Regions from separate parts of the Mus musculus genome. Here region 1 is linked to region 2. Evidence: chromatin loops called from intact Hi-C (ENCODE). Cell type or tissue: gastrocnemius. All regions are shown on one strand. Links, peaks and the distances in the headings refer to the core of each region. The heading gives the core; the rest is flanking DNA.

Region 1 (11,730 bases), core at 2,362-10,361, 220 kb before region 2:
CCTCACAAAAAAGCTCTGGCCACTGGAATTTTCCTGAAGCCCCTGCTGGCTGCGGTTTTGCTTCCATCTAAGGATCAAGGGGTTTGTGAGGGCAGGTGGGGATGATCCTGGCAGGCTGCGGGCTGTGGGGAGGGGACAGGAAGAGGAGGGGCAGCAGACAGACAGGGCTCACTTTTTCTGGATTTTCATCCCCCAGATGGCCAGGATGCAGATAGTCAGGCAGAAGCCTAGTCCCAAGGCGACCCGCTTGCCGATGGTCTCTGGACTGTCTGGTGAAGAAAGGTAAACAGGCCCACTCTGCCTTGTGAAGGCAGAGAGAGAGCATTCTGTCCTTATCCTTTCACGAAGCCTGGTCCTTCTTGCCTGCAGATCTCCTCCTCATATGGGAGATGGATAGAGAAGAGGATGGAGAAGAAGTCCCTGTCTTTCCACCCCTGATAGCAGAGAAGAGACAAATCTTTGCCTCTAGCAAGAGCTACTCCATAGTCAGCTCTCACAGAAAGCCTGTGACCCTTGAGTTGGTTGCTGCCCTGCAACCCTGAGAACAGTTTGATCAGACAGTCAAAACTTAAAGTGCACCCAGACAGACTCTGCTCCAACACAAGCCTGGTCCCTGGCTTGTCCTTGCAGGTGTGTCCACAGCAAGGGTTTCAGTTCGTCTCTGCCTTGAAGAGGGTGCTAGGGAGATGGGATGGGCTACAGTCATTTGAAAGAGGCCAGCACAAACTGGGCATGGTTACTCCTATCTGTAATCCCCACACTCAGGAGGCTGAGCCTGGAGTTCAAGGCCAACCTGGGCTGCATAGCAAGACTCTTATCTCAAACAAAAAAGTGTGGGTGGGTTTTGTAGGAAAGGGAGATTTTTTTTAAAAGATTTATTTATTATATGTAAGTACACTGAAGCTGTCTTCAGACACACCAGAAGAAGGCATCAGATCCCATACAGATGGTTGTGAGCCCCCATGTGGTTGCTGGGAATTGAACTCAGAACCTCTGGAAGAGCAGTCAATGCTCTTACCTGCTGAGTCATCTCTCCAGCCCAGGAGATGAGGTTCTTTTGTTTTGTTTTTCTACATAGCCCAGGCTGGCACTGGCCTTCACATGGCATCGCCACTCCAACCTCTCAAGGCCCTGTTCAGCTTCCTTTTTGTGCTTGAAAAGATTTTTTAAAAAAACTATATGCTAGTATTATCTTGTTTAAAACACTAAAATATCAAAAGATAAGAAATAAGGATCTTAGCTGGGTGGTGGTGGCCAACACCTTTAGTCACAGAACTTGGGAGGCAGAGGCAGAGGCAGAGGCAGAGGCAGAGGCAGAGGCAGAGGCAGAGGCAGAGGCAGAGGCAGAGGCAGAGGCAGAGGCAGAGGCAGAGGCAGAGGCAGAGGCAGGTAGATCTCTGTGAGTTCATGGCCAGCCTGGTCTATAGAGCAAGTTCTGGGACAGCTATGACTTCACAGGGAAACCCTTCCTTGAAAAGCAAAAACAAAACAAAACAAAACAAAACAAAAATTAAAAAAAAAATAAAAGAACTAAGTGTCTTATCCATCAAGGGCGAGATTGGCATGTAGAAGAAAGGAGGAAGGCAGGCCGGAAGAGCAGGGGACTTTCCACTCAGGTCACAGGGTATGTCTGAGCTAGACACAGGAGAAGGAAGAGGGAAGGGACTGCAGCTCCCAGGACAGGACAGGGACCAAGGGAAGACAGCAAGGGGAACTTACAGTAGACAGTGAGGGTGCTGGGTGGTGACTCTCCTGTGCCTATCCCATTGGTCCCTTTGCAGCGGTAGGAACCCGTGTGTTGGACCTCCAGGGGTTCCAGTCTCAGTTTCTGGCCTGAGGAGTGGAGGTCTTGGCCACTGGAGTCAAACCAGGTGTACTGTGAGATGGGCGGATTGGCATCACTCTCACAGGACAAGGTGGCCTTCTTCCCCTCCATCACATGGTCCCCAGGGCTGATGGACACACGCAGCCTCCGAGGAGCATCTGTAAAGGAGACCCCGAGTCAGGCCGGGGCAGCGGGTCACCTCATCATCTTCTCATTTAGGCCCCAGCTCCAGCCACTCACACAGCACTTGGAGGTTCCAGGCCTGTGACAAGGTCTCTCCGATGGAGTTGTTGACCATGCAGTTATAATTTCCAGAATCTTCTGGGGAGACGGAGCCGAAGCTCAGGTACCTCCCTTCCTGCACGAGACTCCCATTCTTCTTCCAGAAGAAGCGGACCTCTGCCGGGTTGCTCTCTGCGAAGTCGCATTGGAGGAGGACACGCTGCCCAGCGCGGATCTCTGATGCGGGGCTTACCTTCAGTACCTTCACGTCTCTGGGGGCGTCTGCAGGGCCACAGCCTCAGGTGATGTTTTGGTTTTCTTCCCTTCTTGATGTCCCCAAAGTTTCCTGTCCCCTTGATTAGGACACCCTGTCTCCTTGGCGCTGAGCCCTGTGCGTCCTCCCTCAACCCTCTCTTTTGGCCTGTGGCCCGAGTCCCCATCCCCTCCCCTCACTCTCCCACCCACAGATCTCAATGTGACCTCCTCCTGGGCACCCCATATCACTCACAGTGGACATTCAGGATGACAGGGAGGGCCCACGAACACTTGTGGTTGCAGGCAGCACAGCTGACAGGCATGGAATCCCATGTCACTTTCTGAATCCTCAGCACTCCGGGTTTGAGCACACTCCCAGAACCTTGAGGGTTCCATCTGTAGGAGGTGACGTCTGGATTGCTGGAGTTGTACCTACAGACCAGGGTCACACTGTCTCCTTCCAGGATTGGTGTGAAGCTCTGAATCACTGTGGTCACCGCCTTGGGAGCATCTTAGGGTAGAATGGAGAGGCAAGCAAAGATGGAGAGGCAAGCAAAGAATGATTTCTTTTCTTTCCCTTTGCAAGCACCAGACACCACACGTGAGGTCTTACATGGGCTAGGCAAGAGTTCTACCACTGAATGAACTATATCACTAGCCCTAACCTATTTCTCTTTCTTTCTTTCTTTCTTTCTTTCTTTCTTTCTTTCTTTCTTTCTTTCTTTCTTTCTTTCTTTCTTTCTCTCTCTCTCTCTCTCTCTCTCTCTCTCTCTCTCTCTTTCTTTCTTTCTTTCTTTTTTTCTTTTTCTTTTTTTTTTTCCAAGATAGGGTTTCTCTGTGTAGCCCTGGCTGTCCTGGAACTCACTTTGTAGACCAGGCTGGCCTCGAACTCAGAAATCCACCTGCCTCTGCCTCCCGAGTGCTGGGATTAAAGGTGTGTGCCACCACACCCGGCTCCCTATTTTTCTTTTTTAACCTTTTATTTTTGAGTCACAGTCTTCTTAATTTGCACAGGTCAGCCTTGAACTTGAATAGCCCCTGAATAAGCGAAAAGGCCGACTTGCACCACCCTGGGCCAGTTGCAAGGCTGGTTTTCACAGAACCTTTTCACATTGTCCCTGAATGCATCCTCTCCTGTCCCCTCTCCTGTCCCCTCTTGCACCTGTGAAGCAGAGCCCATGCTGTTTAAAGCTGTGTGATGGTGGCCTGTAGACCCCTATCAAGTTGGGCACCTAGCCTTCTAGAATCTTCCCAAAGGATATCCTTAGAGCAGCCAGTGGTGTGATACTACTGCTGTTCAGATGTTCAGAGTATGGGTAGCCCTGTCTGTATCCAAGCCACTAGGTACCCAACAAACACTATCCTGGAAGCATCTCCAAGGCAAGCTGTGCAGTGCCGAGGAATGCCAAACAGTGGGGCAGAATGGTGAGATGGTCCCTCTGGCTCTCAGATCTATCAGGACTTCTTCAGGGCCTCACCCGTTGCCTACGAATGTTAGATCTCCATGCCTCACATCGCCCAGGCAGGCCTCAAACTTGCTATAGAGCCAAGGTGACCTTGAATTTATGATCCTCCTGCCTTGTGTCTTAAGTGCTGAGATTTCGGGTATGTGCCACTACATTTGTTTCTTTTATGCGGGGCTGGATGAATCCAGAGCTGTATGTGTGCTAAGTATTCTACCAAGGGAGCCAAACCCCCAACTTCTCTATAGGGGATTTTAATCAGGGGCTCTACCACTGAGCCACGGCCCCAGCCCCTCACTGGGGGATTCTGGGCAGGGGCTCTACCACTGAGCCACGGCCCCAGCCCCTCACTGGGGGATTCTAGACAGGGGCTCTACCACTGAGCCACGCCCCCAGCCCCTCACTGGGGGATTCTAGGCAGGGGCTCTACCACTGAGCCATGCCCCCAGCCCCTCACTGGGGGGATTCTAGGCAGGGGCTCTACCACTGAGCCACGCCCCTAGCTCCTCACTGGGGGATTCTAGGCAGGGGCTCTACCGCTGAGCCATGCCCCCAGCCCCTCACTGGGAGATTCTAGGCAGGGGCTCTATCACTGAGCCATGCCCCCAGATCCCTCACTGGGGGATTCCAGACTAGTGTTTGGTTGCTGAGTACCTTACTGGTATATTGTAGGTTGTATTCTATTATTGAGCTACATCTCTGGTCCTCTTTCTACTTTTGAGCCAGTCTTACTAAGTTGCCTAGGCTGAACTTGAATTTACTCTGCTGCCCAGGCAGGCCTCACGTTTGTGATTTTTCAGCTTCCCCAGTAGCTGGGATGACAGATCTGGGCCACCAGGCTGGTGAGATTCATTCATTCATTCATTCATTCATTCATTCATTCAACAAACATCTACTAAGTAAGTGCCATAAGCTGAGGCTCTTGGTCACTGTCTAGAATGCAGCTGTGAAGCTCCAGGTGCCTGGTGGCTTGTCTTCCAAACTCCCTCCCACCCCCTCATCCTACACCCAGTACACCCCTTCACCTCCACACCCATCACTCCCTATACCTCCACACCCCAACACACTCAACACCCACTACACCCCCTCACTCCCACAACCCCTCACCCCTACACCCTCCCTATTTGCCTTCCTTATTTCCCTCTTTCCTCCAAAACCCAGAAGTCAGTTGGCCGCTCACAATGGACATCCAGCTTAGCTTCCTGGTCTATCTTTCCATGACCCAGACGGTTCTCTGCCAAGCAAGAGTAATTCCCAGCATGCCACGGGGAGACTTTAGGGATGCGGAGCTTCTCTTGGGTGTCTCCAGGTATAGGTTTCCTGTTGTGATACCAGGTGTAGTTTGTTGCACTTGGACTGGCCAGTGACTCACAAATCAGCTCTACTGACTGTCCCTCTTCAGCGGGGGAAGGGTAGATGTGAACCCTGGAGGGTTCTGGAGCATCTGAAAGAATGTATGGCCACAGGACAGGTGAGCAGAGCCTGCTAATGTGGGCAGGCAGCCACCTGAACCTCTGGTATCATCCCTTGAGGATCCTGCTAACTCCGCACCTCCCTCACCAGCTTCAAGGAAACTCACAGTGCACCGTGAGTTCCACTTCTTCCGACTCTCCTGGGCCTATGTCGTTGGAAGCCTGGCACCGGTATTTCCCTCTCATGTCCTTGGTCACTGAATGCAGAATTAGCTTGGACATCTGTTGTTCCTGTTCCAGTTCCTGATCCTCTAGGGGGCGCCCATCCTTGAACCAAGACACCGCCACGGTCCTGAGTTTCGGGTTGCTGCTGTTAACCCGGCATGTCATGGTCACAGAATTGTTCTTTTCCACCTCTGTGGGATTGACCTTGATCTCCAGCTTCGGGGTATCTGCGGGAAACGAGAAGCAGTTGCGGAGAGCACAGGGAATGCTCGGTGGCTGCACTGTTATTCCGACAGCAGTAGCACGCACATCTGTGGTTCCTATGTCCACCCAGGTGACTGCCCCAGCTCCTCACTTGTCTGCCTACTCTCATTTCTCCTGTCCCCTACCCTTGTTGTCTCTGCCGGCACCCCGAGTATCCCTAGCATCGTCAAAGACTGGCACTGAAGCTGTCTATCCACTGGGCTTGTACAGCCCAGGGGACCAGCCCTCTCTACTTCTTTCCCTGCTTAGCTGAAAAGGCTCAGGCTTGACCCACACTCCTCTCCGGTCCTCGGCCACTGCCGTGGGTACACGATGCTCCCCCTCAGGACCTTTGTGCTTATTTCTTTCTCTCCATGGGAACTTCTTTGCCTGTTCTCTATCATGTCAGCTGAGGTCTGCACCTTCCTCACATGAGTCTCTATCCTTCTAATCACCCGCCTCCTTTTGACCGGTTTTTGAGGTATTTGTGCGCGCCCGCGAGTGCGCAGGTGACTATGGTCAGAGGACAGCCATGGGTGTTGTGCTTCAGAAACCATCCATCTTGTTTTTACATTTTTTGAGACCAGGTCTCTCGCTGATCTGGAGCTCTATTAGACCAGCCCAAGGATCCACCCGGATCTGCCTCCCCACGGCTGAGACAACAAGCAAAGGCCACCATACCCAACTTGTTTTGTTTTGTTTTGTTGGCTTTTTGTTCTTCCAGACGGGGGTTTCTGGAACTCACACTGTAGACCAGGCTGGCCTCGAACTCAGATCCACCTGCCTCTGCCTCCCAAGTGCTAGGATTACACCACACGCTGCTTACATTCAACGCTTAAAATGTGAGCTCTGAGCCGGGTGTGGTGGCGCACGCCTTTTATCCCAGCACTCAGGAGGCAGAGGCAGGCAGATTTCTGAGTTCGAGGCCAGCCTGGTCTACAGAGTGAGTTCCAGGACAGCCAGGGCTATACAGAGAAACCCTGTCTTGAAAAACCAAAAAAAAAAAAAAAAAAAAGAATGTGAGCTCTGGGGTTCAAACTCAAGTCCTCATTCTTGTAAGGCAAATACATTTAAAAAAAAAGTTTGTTTTCTTTTCTTTGTGTGTATCTGTGTCAGAGGGACGGCCTCAGATCCCATGGAGAGACAGCTCTTGGTGGTTGTCAGCTGCCTGGTGTGGATGCTATGAATTGAATTCAGGTCCTCTGCAAGAGCAGTAAGTGCTCTAAACCATTGAACTATCTTTCCTAAGTACTTAAAAAAATATATTATGGGGCTGGAGAGATGGCTCGGCAGTTAAGAGCACTGGTTGCTCTTCCAGAGGACTAGGGTTTCCAGCATCTACAGGGAGGCTCACGACTGTCTGTAACTCCAGTTCCAGGGCATCCAACACCCTCTTCTGGGCTCCACAAACACCATTCTTGTGATCCGTGCACTGGCATACATTCAGGCAGAACACTCACACACATACAAATAAAAAATTAAAAGTCTTTTAAAATTGAATAATCAGTATATCACATAGTACTAAGCTTTAAAAAAAATAATTCAAAGGGGGTTTATTAGATTGGCTAGACAAATTCAGAGTTATCTACCCAGACCTCTTTTTCTATTAATATACATATCTCCTCCTGGCAATTCTGTTCTATGTTTCTTATGTGTCTATTCCATTTCAACTGTTAATCCACACAGGCAGAACCTGTGTGCTCAGCCTAAGCTGGCATTCAAGACAAGACTGGCACCCAATCAATTCACAAGCTTGGGTGTTTGTTTTAAGGTAGGGTCTGATTGGCTTAGAACTCACTATGTAGACCAGGCTAACCTCAAACTCACAGAACTCCACCTACTTCTGCCTCATGCATGCTGGGTTTAAATGTATGTAGCACCATGCCAGGCCCCACAGTAAATATTCATTCAGTGGGTGAATGAATGGGTGAATGAAGCATAAAATAATGATGTGAAAACTTACATGTATGGAGAACAATGAACTCTAAGGAGATGATCCTCAAAGCATGATGTGGCTTCAGAATTGATTGATTGACTGACTGATGGATGGATGGATTGATTGATGCTGGAGGTTAGTCCTGGGTCTCACAAGTGCTAAGCAAGCACCATACCACTGAGCTACATCTCTAGCCCTTGGTTTTTGAGACCACAGTGTTTTACTCCCCTGCCCAGTGCCCGATTCCAGGCCTGCATTACCACACTTAACTGGGTTGCCTTATTGTTCAGGCCAAGGCAGAGGCTAAAATGAACCTGTGTCTTGAGACACAGGACTAACAGAAGAGACAGTTGTGCCACCGCAGAAACAGGTGACTGACAGCTAAACCTTCAGCGGACACAGGCTCTTCCCACCCTGGGTACAACGCAACAGGATTTAGGAAGAAGGTGACAGGTAGCATCCTTCCCACCCGGAGACTCACACTTAACATCCAGACGCACAGTGCGCTCTGAGAGCACTTTGGAGGAGTGCTGGACTTGGCACTTCACACTCTTTCCGTGGTCCGTCCACTTTGGTTGGAAGGTGAGCTTGCTCTCTGTATAGACATTCTTAATGGAGGAGGTGACAGAAGAGGTGATGGAGGTGACAGAAGAGGTGATGGAGGTGATCTCAGAATCTTCTAGGAACCACTTCAAGAGGATGTCATACCCAAAGCAGGAGAAATTCAGTCCACAGGTCAGAGTGACACTTTGGGATTCCCGGATTTCTGATGGCATCTGGATGTAAGGTTGGAACGGTTTCTCTAAGGGGAAAGAAGAGAGAGGCCTGCTTGCTGGAGATGGGACACAGACTGGCTGTCCACCCCTGACTTCAGGCCTCCTCTCCCATGTGACCCCAGAAGAAGCCCTTCAAGGCTAGCCTTTCTTTAGTCAGTTCGACTACTCTGGAAGGCCTTGGGAACACAAGCCTGCTGGGAAATTGTGTTTAACATTGACTTTGTTTCTCACTTTCTCCTTCCATTATGTTCCTAATGGCCTCAGGATCACCCAGGGTGATTTGATTTGATTTGATTGATTGATTGATTGATTGATTGGTTTAATTCTCCATGTATCATTGGTGGCACGTGTTTGTTTGTCAGACTCAGACTTAGAGTCAGCCAAGCACAACATTCCTTTAGTGGGGTGATCCTGAGGCCCTGGGCTCAAATCTCCACCATGCCAGACCATCTGACAGATGATGTGACACCAAGAGACGCAGCATGGACAGCTCTAGTGTGGAGTGATGATACTGTCTAGGGCAGAGGCCCCTGGCTGTTGTTAGAGGTCATGTCTGAGCCCTGTGCTCTCCTCTAGCCTAAAAGAATTTGGTCATTAACACACTGAGAGATTTGAAAATCCAGACCTCTCTCTGCTTTGGAAAGCTTCAGAAAACCTGAGAGCCTCGACAACGGATTCCAGAACAGACACAAGCTGAGGAGAGAAAGCCTGAGGTAGGACAATTGCTCATGCTGCAGTTGGCTGTGTGTGTGTGAGAGAGTTATGTGAGTGAGTGAGTGTGTGTGTGTGTGTGTGCATCAAAGCTTCCTATTTGGTGAGCAAATGAAAAGGAGAAATAAAAAGGAAAGAACATGATTGCTCCTAGGTGTGGTGGAAGAGAAATTATATTGTAGATAAAAGGGAGAACATAGCCAGAGGCAGGCACATCTGGGAGAGTCCAGAGTGGATATGACCCCGAGCCAGGTGAGGAAGGGTGGGAGAGGGGAACCAGGTACAGCAGCCAAGGAAATGGGCTAGAGGTAAAAGAGGGTGGGCTACCCAGATGGCTGGATTATATAGGGAAGAGCCTGGGGGAGGGGCAGCCCGGCTCTTGGGCTGGGGAGATGGGCTAGAGAGTGGGGGCCAGGAGCCAGCCATTCTTTGTAATAGGTAGGGACTGAGGGATGCTGGGAGAATCTGGTGCCAGGCCCTCTTTAATATGTTAAATAGGCACCTTGGCTGTTTGCTCCAGGGTTTGAGCAGGTCCCTCTTTGCTGCCGCTAGAACAGTTGGCTGTCTCCCCATGCCTTACCCGAGACATTGAGGTGAATGGGCTCCATCCATCGTTCAGTCCCTGCGGTCATCCTCAACCCCAGATTCCCACTGTCATTGGCACGTATCGGGTGGATTTTCAGGGTACAATTGTCTATTCTGTTCCCCAGAAATGTTACTCTCCCTTGCTTAGAAAGGTACAGCTCAGACTCTGGGTCCTTCTCAGTCTTTGTGGCGTTGTACAGGACAGTTCCTGTGAATTTCTTGGTGGCCTTGTCAAACTCATAGTTCTGAAAAAGGAGGATGTTGTCCAGACGTGCCTTGGGTAGTGGAGTTTTGTACTTGCAAGGAATCCTGATGCAGGCTCCCTCCCAGGCAAAGAGGGTTTGGGGATGGTCAACGGTCCAATCATTTGCTGAGCTGTACCGAGCCGAAGCCACGTGTCCTAAAGGCCACAACTCTGGTCAGAAGTTGTTACTGAGGGGTGAGAACTTCCACTGGAAGTAGGAGAGGGAGACACTGGGGAGACACACGGTGGAGCAGGAGCACAGAATCTCTGCGGTTCCCCTCCAATGCCCCAGGTCCATCCCCTCTCTGCATTATCCACTGATATCTCCAGACCCAGCTACCAGCCTGGGCCTCAGCACTTACCTAGGATCAAGAGGAGCCACAGGTAATGGACGCGCATGGTGTCTCGTCTGGGTGGGACCTAAAGAAGGAAGAATTAGTCTGTAAACTGGATGTGTTAGCATGTGACTGTAATCTCAGCATTCAGGAAGTTGAGTAAGGAGAATTGCTATGAGTCTGAGGCCAGCGTGGGCTACATTCTGAGACCCGGTCTCAACAAGAACAACAAAAGGAATTTGCCTTTGAGCCATCTTGTTGCTCCCTTATCTTGTTTGTTGTCCCCTGAGTTCTGGCCCCTTTCTTCCTGATTTTGTGTGTGTGTGTGTGTGTGTGTGTGTGTGTGTGTGTGTGTGTGTGGTGTGTCTAGTTATAGTGATAGAGATGTGGGTAGAGCCCCTGCCTAACAAGCACAGGATCTAGATTCAATTGTACTAGTACTAGCCCAAAAAGTAAAACTAAACTCATAGTGCAGTATATTTGGAGGAAGTTGGAAAGCCTTAGAGCAGCGAGAAATCTGAGCGATTGCCTCCTGAGCCCTGGGTGCTGATAGGGAGCAAGGGGCAGGCATCCCTTTTCTAACAACAGCCAGTCGTTAGCAGGTGGGAATGGGGACCTCATGTTGTCCGATCACCCACTGTCTGACCATAAGGAAGAAGCCAGATTGTCATGAGAAATGTCTTGCTTTAGAAGCAATACATAGGACCAGCCATAGTGGTATATACCTAAAAATCCCAGAATTTTGGAGCCTGGATCTATGAATACAAGCTTGAAGCTAGTCTGGCTTACCAAGTCATTATGAGTAGTATTAAATAAGTAGTAGCATACAGCTCTAGCCTGACGGATCAATTTAAGGGCAACTAATTTACAACTCTTATCTCTCTCTCTCTCTCTCTCTCTCTCTCTCTCTCTCTCTCTCTCTCTGTCTCTCTCTCTCTCTCTCTCTCTCTCTCTCCAACAAGCTTGGCCTCCACCATCCTACACTTTATGTAGAGTTAAATTTAACAATTTAACTCTATTCATGTGGCTGTGATCTCTGTGTGAGTCCCCAGGGATCTTGCAGGATGTGCCAACAGAGTGTGTCTCCGGTGTCCGAGAGCAGAGCTGTGTCCCTTCGCTTCCCTTCCCTTCCACCCACCCAAGGTTTCCCATACCTTGCACAGCATCCTCACCTCCCTCTCTCTCCTGCTATTTCTCTCCCAGGCCGCAGGGCACAGGTAGTAAGGACTTCTGGGTGACCAGGAACAGGTGTAGGGAAAGCCAGTTCAGTTGCTGAGCGTGGGCTGGGTTCTGCCTCCACGGTTGGGGGTGGTGTGGCCTGGGTGTATATAAGAGGTTTGTGGGCTGAGGCTGGAGCAGATCATCTGAGGAAGAGCTTATCTTAGTTTCCCAGGTACAGGGAATGCACCACATAGAGATGTCTTCAAAGTCACAGCCACTTGGGAAAAGCAGAGCTCAACAGGAGGCTTCACTGCAGGACTTCTTAAGTTGTCTAAAG
Region 2 (11,730 bases), core at 1,630-9,629:
TAGGATACTTTGTTCCCCCCGAATATGCCAATAACAGCCTTCTGGCTCCCCCATAATCTGGGGTGCTTTGGTGCCCACAGAGGTACCTGATACACTCCAAGTCACCCAGGATCCTGAAACAGGTCTGACGCCTATGCATAGAACAGAGCAGGAGTCGTTGCTGTTACAGATGGAGGGGTACATGGCTGCAGGCTGCCCAGGGTCAGGCACTGGGCATGCATCTGCAGAGGACAATGGGAACAGGGTGCTATGACACACACTTGTCCTCCAGCATTTGAAACAGTTACAGGGGGGGACCAAGAGGCACAGGAGAGAGTTATCTGGAAGTACCGGTGAGATGGCTCAGCTGGTAAAGGCCTCTGCTGTCAAACCTGACAGCCCAGTTCAGTCCCAACAACCCATGTGACAGAAGGAGGGAGCTGGGATACTGAAAGCTGTCCTCTGACCTCCATACACACACCTTGGGCACAGGCGACTCATTCCACACACAACATTTATAATTAAATAGATGCAATTGAGAATTTACTATGGCCACAATTTTGTTACTTATAACTTTAAAAGGCAGATCTTCACATAAGCATGCGTGCTTATGTTTTCCTCTGTCGACCTTCACCATACTTTTTGAGACAGGGTCTCTTGTTGAACCAGGAACACACCGACTGTCTGGAAGTGATCCCTAAAGATCCCCCTCTCTGCTTCCTCAGCCCTGAGGTTACAACTGCACACTGCTGTGCCCAGCTTGTCAGCTGTGTTCTGGGGCTTGAACTGAGGACTTCACACTTGTGTGATGTCTTAGTTAGGGTTTTACTGCTGTGAACAGGCACCATGACTCTTATAAGGACAGCATTTAATTGGGGCTGGATTACAAGTTCAGAACTTCAGTCCATTATCATCAAGGCAGGAACATGACAGCATCCAGGCAGGCATGGTACAGAAGGAGCTGAGAGTTCTACATCTTCATCTGAAGGCTGCTGATAGAATGCTGGCTTCCAGGCAGCTAGGATAAGGGTCTTAAAGCTCATGCCCACAGTGACACACCTCCTCCAGCAAGGCCATACCTACCCCAACAGGGCCACACTATCTAATAGTGCCACTCCCTGGGCAGAGCATATACAAACCATCACACATGACAACTGTTTCTCCTGTCAAACCATTTTTGGGTCACATCAGGCAGTTCTCTCAGGCTGGACCTTTAAAGAGACTATCTCTTGGCTCTGTCAGCTGCCAACTGGATCCAGTGGGTGTTCTAAAACAACGGCCCCTAACTTTTTGACGTCTTCTCCACTGAAAGGTGGGATCTATGTCCCTATCTTTAGAATTCAGGTAGACTGGCGGCTGAAAAGCAAAGGCAGGGCTGCAATGTCAAAGGCAAAGACTTCCGAAATACTTGGGAGCCCTGGGCTAACTTTTTTTTTTCGAGACAGGGTTTCTCTGTGTAGCCCTGGTTGTCCAGGAACTCACTCTGTAGACCAGACTGGCCTCAAACTCAGAAATCCGCTTGCCTCTGCCTCCCAAGTGCTGGGATGAAAGGTGTGCCCCACCATGCCCGGCTTCTGGGCTACCTTTTAAGAAGTGCAAATGTCCTGAGGCAGTCATGATGGGAGAGGGGCACAAGCTACTCAGAAGAGTCAGTCATCCCAATGGAGGCCAGCCCTCCAGCCTAGACACAGATCACGGGTCAGGAAGCCTCTACAGTCCCTACTTATCAAGTCCTTTTTGTTGCTAACCAAGGGCAGAGCATCACGGAGCAGACACAGCTATCCCTGTCCAACCTTCTGTGCCACTCATCCAGTGAGCCTGATCGGAGGGTTATTACTCCCTGCTAGGTTTGGGCGTTTTGTTTGGCACAGGGCAGCATAGCAGCTCCTTGATTAACTCGCATTATTGCAATAACACCACGTTTTATGCAGAAACCAAAAATCCGTCTCCCTACACACCCGCACTATTTGAACCTTCCCAGCAATTACTTCTGAATGTAAAATTAATGGCCGTCACATCCCTCCCTAATCATGGCAGCCTCTGCACTTGAGAAAGAGCTAGGGAGAGAAAGAAACTACACATTACTCTCTGCTTGACTGGGTGGATTCTAACAATCACGCTGCTCCGAGCCCACTGTTCCAGCTGTGTGTGGAGGCGCAGGTCTGTAATCCCAGAAACCCAGGCAAAAGGGTAGTAAATTCTAGGTCAGCCTGAGTTACAGTCAAGGTTTGAATCCCACATGTCCTCCACAGTCTCCTGTGTCTGGATACGGGGTCCCTAGTTGGTGACGCTGTTCTCAGAGGCTGTAGGACGTTTCGTGAGGAAGTGGCTGGAGAAGACACCACTGGGGGTGATGCCGGTGCTGGGTTCTGCTTCCAGTTTGCTTGTCTGTGTGCATCCTGATCTTGCAAGATATGAAGAGTTTTGGGTTTAGGCTCCCACCACCGTGATTGGCTGTCCCAACCAACTATGCCTTCCCATGATGACAGACTGTATCTTCCACCCCAAAACCATGAACCAGAATAAACCTTCCCGTAAATTATAGCAGGGATTTTGTCACAGCAGTGAGAAAAGCAACTCACAAAAGCAGAGGGATTCTGTCTGACAGAAAGGGCAGGGTGGGTTTATGTCTGTCACTCCAGCCCTCAGGAGGCTGAGACGGGCAGAAAAAGAGCCAAGGCCATCCTCAGCTACATAGAGAATTTGAGCTAGCCTCTGCTACATGGGACCCTGAATTGTCTGTTTTCTAAACAATGCAAACAAAGGAGTAAAGAAAAAAAATCCTGGAGGCGGAGAAGGCAAGACAGGGAACCCCTCTCCTGTCAGGTGAGCCCACTGGGGTCTTTTGAAGCACTGGAGAGTAAAAGCGCTGGGGGAAGTGAAGACCCAGAGTGAAGACCCAGTCTCTTGCCACACAGGACTGGGCCTGGTGTTCCTCTGCGGTTTACCGCCCCCCCCCCCCCACCGCCCCAGTGCGCCCCTTTGTGGTCCCTTGGAAGTTTGGTCACCAGGGTTAGAACCTTTAAGACACAGCGCCACCGTGAGCCTGCATCATCAACTTCTTCAGCCTTTTCACCTGGCTGTGTATAGCTTTGGCATTGTTGGCCCGATGGGGTGAGATGTGATGTGGCTTCACTTCAGGAAGCCTGAGCTGGGAGGCCCGGCGAGGTGAGTGTTGGATGCTGTCCCTGCTCAGTCCCTAGGTGTCATTCTCAGAGGCAGGGGCTACATCCAAGAAGCCCCTGGTTCTGCTCTGTCAGCTAGGCTCCATCTCTCCTGGCAAACCAGGGAGTCTGCCTGCTTCTTTGTGAGGGCTGAGCTGCTGGGGACACAGCAAGTGTCAGAGCTGTGCCAGGACAGCTGACTTATGGCAACTGACAGCCAGCAGCTTCTTTTCCAGCTGGTGGCATACACATTTAATCCTAGCATTTGGGGCTGGCGAGATAGCTCAGTGACTAAGAGCAATGACTGCTCTTCCAGAGGTCCTGAGCAACCACAACCATCTATAATGGGATCTGACGCCCTCTTCTGGTGTGTCTAAAGACAGCTACAGTGTACTAACATACATAAAATAAATATATCTTTAAAAAAACCCAAACAATTAATCTCAGCCCTTGGGAGGCAGAGGCAGGTAGAGCTCTGTGAGTTCAAGGCCAGCCTGATCTAAAGAGTGAGTTCCAGGACAGCCAAGGCTACCCAGTGAGATCATGTCTTGAAGAAACAAAAACAAACAAGCAAACAAAAAGGCAGAGCCCAGAGCAAGGGTTTGGGAGAAAGGTGTCTTAGGGTTCCTATTGCTGCAGTAGTTCCTATTTGTACCATGTCCAAAAGCAACTTGGGGAGTAAAGGGTTACTTCATCTTACAACACTCAGCTCATACTCCATCCCCGAGGGAGTCAGGACAGGAACCTGAACACAGGGACTGAAGCTGAGGCCCCTGAAGCAGAGCAATGTTGCTTACTGGCTTGCTCTTCATGGCTTGCCCAAGCTTCGTTCTTATACCACCCAGGACGACCTGTCTAGGGATGGGTATGGCCTACAGTGGTCCAGGCCTTCCCATATCAATTATCAATCCAGGAAATGAGCTGCAGACTTCTCCACAGGTTAGTCTGATAAGGGCATTTTCTCAGTTGAGGTTCCCACATCCCAAATGACCCTAACCTGTGTGGAGTTGACATAGCACTAGCCAGCAGAAGTGGAATCAATATATTCTGATGGGGCCCAAGAGAATGCTTATTCCAGAAAGGGCAGAACTAGCCCCTGCTGAGTGCAGTCTACTCCTGTGATCTTTTCCCCACAGGCCCCTCTGAAGCATTACTGGTCACTGTGGGTGTTCATGGGCTTCATTGCTATTGGAATTCCAGCCTACTGTGCTGCGGAAGACAGTCTTCTCTCCCCTCTCTGTTTTGGGATAGGTTCTATGTATCCCAGGCTTGCCTCAAACTCCTGATCCTTCTACTTCAATACCCTGAGTGCTGCATCCTGTCCTGCTTACACCTCTTAAAATTTGTTTTCTTAATTCTGTGTGTGTGTGTTTGTGTGTGTGTGTGTACATGAGTGCATGTGCTCCTGGAACCAGAAGAGGGCGCTGTATCCCCCAGAGCTGGAGTTAACAGGAGTTCTCAGTCTGAGTACTGGGAACTGAACTCAGGTCCTTTGGAAGAACACCAAGGACTCTTACCACTGATCAATCCCCCCAAGCTTGTATACCCCATTTCTGAATAAAGTATTCACCCTTGGGTGTCTCACTGTAGCAATGGAAAATAAATTAATACATGCCTAAATTTCTACCAGATCCCTTAGAATAGGGAGGGCCACAATCCTCTCCCACCTCTCAGGGCCATGCCATGCCCTCTCCATTTGTCCCCTCTGCACAAGCATTCTCCTTCCTCCAAAACAAATCTGTTCAAACCCTTCACAGGGCACCATGCACAGGAATGGTGTCTTTTTTCAGCTGACAATTACGAAGGGGACATTTATGGTCGCCTCCCTCCAACTCTGTATACAGTTGTGTGTGTGTGTTGCTCGGATTCAAACCCAGGACTTTGAGCATGCTAGGGGAGTCTTGTGCATTTTTGGCAAGCCAACATTTGATTGACCCGCCAAAATGCCACAGACGAGACAATGTTGGAAAACCCTGAGGGGCAGTGGCGGATTGGTGTTCTGTGAGTGACATGCAGGACTGGGGGGCTCTTTGCAGGCAATACAGTGTTGAAGATCGACCTTACTAAGGCTGTGGGGGATCAGGTGCTCATGGCTAGAATGTTTCCCAGACAAATGGACTGTGAGTCCCTCCAGGGTGTTTTTGAAGATATTTCTGTTTGCGGCTAACAGGCTGTGTGGTATTCTAACATTTATCAGTTAAGATCTTAAGCTGGCAGTGGTAAGGCTGGGAACCCACACTGGCAAACCTGAGGCTGGTTTGTCACACACTGAAGGCCAGCCTGGGTGACATAGAGTTCCAGACCAGTTAGGGTTCCTACCCACCAAATCCCCCCAAAAGGCTGAATGCGGGTGACAAAGCCCTTAATCCTAAATCAAATGGATGTCTGTGAGTTCAAAGGAAACTTGATCTTCACAGTGAGTTCCAGGAAAGCCAGGGCTACATAGTGAGACTCTGTCCCCCCCCCCCCAAAAAAAAAGAAAGAAAAAAAAAAGAAAAAGAAAAAGAAAAGCCCCCCCCCTCAAAACAAGAAGAAGAAAAAAAAACCAGCAAAAATAAATTTAGAAATGTTTAAAATTTTGAGAAGTGGCATAGGTTGAGTGTTTTGTCCCGCTGAGCCGGCCTTTTTCAGCCTGTCTGGGAAGAGCCTTAAGTTCTCAAGCGCCAGGGCTGCAGCTCCCTCTGGTGGCCATCTACACTGCTACAGAGGTCTGCAGATGCAGGCAGGGGAAGAGCAGGAAGGGGTGGGTCTCTGAGGGGACGGCCCTTCAAGCTGCACTTACAAGGCTTGCCACTCACCCCTCTCTGCCCCACAAGGTTTTGTTTTCTGTTGCCCATAAGCAGACATATTTATTGTCCCTCGAACATTGACGTCCACTTTCTCTGGAAACAGCGCCTCATTTTCTTATGAAGAGTCTTCCACACACAGCTCATGTGGATCCTGAAGGCCCAGCCCGCGTCCCCAGCCCCCAGCCCCAGGCACCACTTTGGGTACAGGGAAATGCAACAAGTTCACACGACTCAATTCTGACCCAGAGCTGGGTCTCCCCAGGCTTCCCCCCCCCCCCGCCCTCCGCTCTTGTGTTCTCATAAAAGGAGTGCACACGCACACGCGCGCGCGCGCGCACACACACACACACACACACACACACACACACACACGCACGCACGCACGCACTGGCATCATGAACTTGATCCACTGCACATACCCTCACTTATGTAGAAATGGGACGAGTTTCTTCTGGTTGTGGGAAAGTCTGCAGAAAGCTAGCAGAGTGAAGGAAATTTGAGAGTTGTTGGGTTGAGCAATCCTAAAGTCAGATTCTTTCGGGCATTTTAGCACCCCCCTCCACCTTCCTTTTATTTTTTGAGATAGGGTCTCACTCTGCAGCCAAGACTGGCCTGCCTGGAACTCACTACGTAGCTCAGGATAGCTTTTCACTCGTGAAGATCCTCCCAAGTGTTGGAACTACAGGAGTCAGCCACCAGGATCGGCTTAAATGTTTTCTCAAACGGGTAGGGACTGGGAGGGTCACAATCCCTTTTTGATTTGTGTTAGGCCCTCAGTCCTCTCTGCTACTCTCAAAATGTCCACACCGCTGCTTCCGTTTGTAGACGCAGAGACCCATTAATCAAAACCACCTTTATTATTTAAAGAGCATCTGCACAAGGGGCTCCCTAGAGCGCCCCCCAGAGGACAGAGTAATATTTACATGGGGTGGGAGGGTGAGGCCAATGGCCCTGGGATTGAGTGGGCCGGCCACTGTGGAAGAGAAGTCCTTGGATCCAGCATCCTTGGACCCGTGGACTGGATCTGAGCAGGAAACCATTCCATGTGAGGCCCAGTGTGGAGCCTACCACGTGGGGCTGGAGCCACCAGACCAACTCTGACTCTGGATGCTAGTGCAGCACGGAGCAGCGAGATGAGGCGGGATCAGGGCTGAGTCACCATGCCACTGGCTTCGGAGTGAGTCTAGGGAAAGAGCCACAGGCTTCCAAGGTCTCAGACGCTTGTCCCATCCCCAGAAGCCTATGGGAATCCACCTGTTCTCCAGAGTACCCTCTTACTTTTCCTTATTAGGGTCCCAGACAGTCCCCCGCCATAGCAACACACCTTTATGGCCTTGAAGATCCACTCCCGGAAGTCAGTGACTTTGGTGTACACTCCTGGCTTCCGGGCCAAAGCACAGCCCGTACCCCAGCTTACAATGCCACATAGCCGCCACCTTGATGTCCCAGAGATGCTGTCTTCACACACAAAGGGGCCTCCACTGTCGCCCTGGTGATGGGGGGATGGGACACCTGACTAGAGACCTCCATGACTCCAGTGGGGAGCCCCTGATCCCATTACCCTAGCTCCTTCTCTACAGTGTCAGGCCTGGGGACTGCCCACTGTGTCCCTCACCTGGCACGCATCAATGCCACCCTCAGGATAGCCAGCACAGAACATCTTGGGCTTGATCTGATTCCCGTAGAAGTCGGGGCTGTTGCAAACTTCGTTGCTTATGATGGGAACCCGGGCCTCTTGGAGCACCATAGCCTGTTGGCCTAAGGGGACATGGGTAAGGTGACCAGAATTAGGAAACAAGCCCTTTCTCCTGGTTCCCACTCCATGGCCTGGGGGTCTCTTTGAGGTCCACCGAACCTCCCCCAGAGCAGATTCAGCCCCTCCTAGTGGTGTTGGCTGGTATTGCTTGGAACTCACCATAGAACTGTGTGTTACCCCAGCCGGTCACAGTACAGACCTTGCCATCCACCAGGGCCTGTCCCGCAGCAGGGAGACACACTGGCTGGATGTATTCTGTGAGAGAGAGCATACAGTTCGGTTCCCACTAGCCAGTCTGTTCTTCATGGGACACAGCTATCCAGCCACCTCACCGTCCACACAACCCCAGCACATCCTATCACTACCAGGATGGAACCTTCATCTTCCAATGTATACACCTCTTCCCCAAATCTTTTTCTTTCACCCCCAGTCATCCTAGAGAACTGGGATTGACCTTTGCATTAGGAGGGACAAGAGGCCATGTCTTCTGTCCAAAGTTTCATAGACACAATAGCATAATCAGAACTGGAACCTAAGTTAGTTTAATTCCCCAAGTTTGGGCTCTTAACCATGGTCATGAGGCTTTCTCCAGCCCAGAGGCAGGAAAATGGAAAGCACACCCTGCTCTTGAGACCCTTGATTTCCACCTATCAGAAAACTGCAATAATAAACACATGGTGGGCTGGAGAGATGGCTCAGCCAGTTAAGAGCACTGGCTGTTCTTTCAGATGACCCAGGTTTAATTCTTAGCACCCATGTGACAGCTCATAGCTATCTATAACTCCAGGATCAGACCCCCTCACACAGATATACATGCAAGCAAAACACTAATGCACATAAAATAAATTAATTATATTAAATATAAAATCATTATATTAAAAATAACAATAAACACACAGGCCTCCACTGAGATGGACTGTCATTGAGCAGTGCATAGCAAACAATCCTGGCAGCCCCTCACTGATGGAACTGTCTCCCTGATGGAAAATGTCACCTTACCCTCCATACAACCCCAGTGCAAAACAATAATCATGCTGCAAGCTGAGGTTATAGCCCAGTATCGGAGTGCTTGTCCACAGTACACAAGGTCCTGGGGTTGGTCCCCAGCATCAAAAGAAAACCAAGCGTACACACAACATAATTTCCTCGCAGAAACCGTGGTGAGAAGCAGATGCTGCATTGAAAGCAGGAAGCACTTGAGGGAGTACTGAGAATAATCAGCGAGAGAGGCCACCCTGAGGACTGTGGGAGGACAAGGTGAGTCCAGACACGGGACACACCAAGGCCGACGAAAGCGCACAGTCACTTAGCAACGAGCAGACGCTCTGAGAAACGTGTCCTCAGATGAGTCATCATTGCGTGAAGATCCTAAGAGTGTCCTTCATGCAAATTAAGATTCTGATGTCACAAGGCCATCTTGTCTCATAGGGACCACAGTCGTATAAATTCTCTTTGACCAAAATGGTTTCATGCAACACACATGTAAGCTCAGCACACCGCTGATCGTGTGTGCTTGCTATTATTGATGCAGTTATTTATTGTGGGTATTTTGCTATTATTGATGCAGTTATTTATTGTGGGTATTTTGTGAAAAGGGTCTTTCAACACAGCCCAGGCTGGCCTCAGAGTCTTTCTGACTCAACCTCTCTCAGTGCCACAATGAAAGGCATGTGCCACACCGGGCTCCTTTTTAAAAAAAATTAATTATCTTTATTTCATGTGTATTAATTGATGTTTTACCTACATGTATGCTTGTGTGAGGAACTGGATCCTCTGGAACTGAGTTACAGACCGTTGTGAGCTGCCACATGGGTGTTAGGGACTGAACTTGGGTCCTTTGGAAGAGCAGCTAATGCCCATAACCACTGAGTCATCTCTCCAGCCCCTCCATATTTAACATTTATTTTTATTCACGTGTGTGTGTGTGTGTGTGTGTGTGTGTGTGTGTGTGTATGTGTGTGTGTGTGTGTATGCATATGCGTGTGCCTGCCTGTGAAGTCCAGAAAGGAGGGTTGGATTCCCCGGAGACAGTTGTGAGTGGCTTGATGTGGGTGTTAGAAATGAATGAGGGTCCTTTGTAAGGACAGCAAGTGCTGCTAACCACTAAGACATCTTTACATACAGCCTCTCCTCTGCACGGTTTTGGAGGGGTTTAGCCTTCCTGAGGTATATAACTGCAGCTTTACACAGCTGTAACTCGCATATCTTCTAATTCTCCATGTTAAAGCGTATGCGTGAATTCATGGCTTTGGCATGTTCCCAGATTGGCACGACCGTCACTGTGTTCTACTGCAGAACATTCTGTCTCCCCAGAAGAAACCTCAGATTCTTTACCTGTTTGCAACATCTCCACTCCTCCTCACTCCTCTCATTTATTTACTTAGAGTATCTTGTGTAGCCTAGGTTATCCTCAAACTCACTATGTGGTCAAGGCTAGCCTTGAACCCGTTCCTCCTGCCTCTTCCTCGCCCCTGAGTGCTGGGATTCCAGGCTTCATGCCCAGGTTACCATGACTAAATGTTCTATGAAGAGCATCTGAGCACTGGTTTTCCACATGATCGTCTGTATTTCTTCTCTTGCGTATAGGAAAGGAATCGCTGGATCACACAGTGACTGACTGACTCCTTTAGGAAGGTTCAGATGGTTGTGTGTGACTGTCAGCCGTGCTATCTGGCATCCATGGCTAATATCCAGTTTGTGCTCCCTAATGGTGGGTCTGTTATCGCCATCGTCAGGGAAACCTGAAGATGGATCTACTTTGCTTCACAGGCCCCTTCTTTGATCCCTAAGTCTCTGGAGTCCTTAAGCTGAGGCTAGACCTCCAGGCTTACCTGTGAGAGGCAGGGAGCTAGAGAGGTGGACCAAGGCAATGTCATTGCTGTTTTCGTCGATAGTAGGGTCTCGAAAGGGAAGGTAGCCCCCATGATAGATCACAGCCTGAACCCCCAGTTGCACAGCATGGGGTGAGGTCCGGGCTACAGCACCAGCAAATACTCGCCACCGAGACAGGACCCGGTTCCGCCTGCCGGGGACAGAAGGAACAAGTCCCTGGGCTCAGCCTCTGCAGACCTCTCTCCTGCCCTACCCCAGGTGGCACTGTGAGAAAACACTCACTCTGGAAAGCAATGTGCAGCAGTCAGCACCCAGTCCCCAGACAGCAGGGACCCCCCACAGAGGTGGGTCCCATCATAACGCAGGCTGACCTGCCACGGCCACCTTCCCAGACTGCTGTCCTGGCCCCCCACAATGCGGTCCACCGGCAGCTTCCTGCGGCCACAGTCTGTGGAGAGGTGACAAGGAAGATTTAGAATGGGAGGAGACACCACCCTACTCCAGCAGTTTGTGGGAACAAGGCTCTCCCCCAACCTTGGGGTTGTTCAAAGGGACATGACATGTTTGTGGGGACACACTCCACCCTGGAGTCCCAGAACTCCAGTCTTGGGCTGCATGTAGAGAAAGATCTGTGCCCTCCCCAGCGCCCACTGCGTCCAACCCCCACGCTCTCACCTTGGCAGGTGGCAGTCAGGAATCGGCCTCTAGGACAGTCACTATGAGAAGACACAGGAGAGGGGTGGCGACAGAAAGATAAATCAGGGGACCAGTTAGAATGATATTTGGAGACCTGCCATTACCACCCGCAGCCGCCCTGCTTACCATACAGAGATGACATCCAGCAACCTCTGAGCCAGAGGCAGTCCGCCCTCGTCCACGCAAAAGAAGCCCGATGTGCCGTTGGCGCCCGCAGTGCGCACATCCAGCTCCGAGTGCGCCAGAGCCCTGCGCGGGGCTCGGGTCAGAGCCACCTCTGGCCCGATTCCATCCCCTTCCCTACCCCCAAGGGCCACCCGGGTACCTGAGAAAGCCCATCTCCTCACAGCCGAGCCCTGCCACCCTGGCATTGGAGCGTGAGGAGCACAGTAGCCTCCACGTTCCCTCCGTCTTGTCAAACACCGCAAGCCGTGAGTCCCCTGGACTGAGCTGCACTGCAAGGTGACAAAACCGGGCCTGGGTCACCAGTTTCCCTGGCTGCCTGAGGCCCTGA

The links. A loop is a pair of places that touch in the nucleus more often than their neighbours do. Peaks named below come from ENCODE experiments on the same cell type or tissue, not always from the same donor. Only the 100,000 strongest peaks of a DNase experiment are listed, where the experiment ranks them.
Region 1: it touches region 2 in a loop (2.7-fold over the local background); 4 of 42 quality-filtered maps call a loop at or near these places.

Annotation. Positions count from the first base shown.
Region 1 is chr7:30,867,791-30,879,520 of GRCm38, forward strand. It overlaps Cd22 (CD22 antigen), which reads right to left. Exons shown (of 16, transcript NM_001043317.2): 3 at 11,405-11,550; 4 at 10,260-10,317; 5 at 9,649-10,053; 6 at 8,063-8,383; 7 at 5,345-5,629; 8 at 4,946-5,209; 9 at 2,556-2,813; 10 at 2,066-2,329; 11 at 1,720-1,983; 12 at 173-269; 13 at 1-67. The coding sequence starts at 10,296. Among named protein-coding and RNA genes, the nearest start is that of Cd22, 6.7 kb to the right of the region's middle. In gastrocnemius, for the core only: a CTCF peak has its summit at 5,492 (motif pointing right); a DNase peak (open chromatin) is centred at 5,494; H3K4me3 peaks cover 219 bases.
Region 2 is chr7:31,091,959-31,103,688 of GRCm38, forward strand. Hpn (hepsin) reads right to left here. Exons shown (of 14, transcript NM_001110252.2): 6 at 11,542-11,671; 7 at 11,343-11,465; 8 at 11,196-11,236; 9 at 10,803-10,968; 10 at 10,520-10,710; 11 at 7,848-7,943; 12 at 7,548-7,690; 13 at 7,257-7,421; 14 at 6,767-7,115. The coding sequence ends at 7,077. Among named protein-coding and RNA genes, the nearest start is that of Hpn, 18 kb to the right of the region's middle. In gastrocnemius, for the core only: CTCF peaks have their summits at 3,020, 5,839 (motif pointing left), 6,830 (motif pointing left), 7,812 and 1 weaker place; DNase peaks (open chromatin) are centred at 3,056, 3,285 and 5,825; H3K4me3 peaks cover 377 bases; H3K27ac peaks cover 3,629 bases.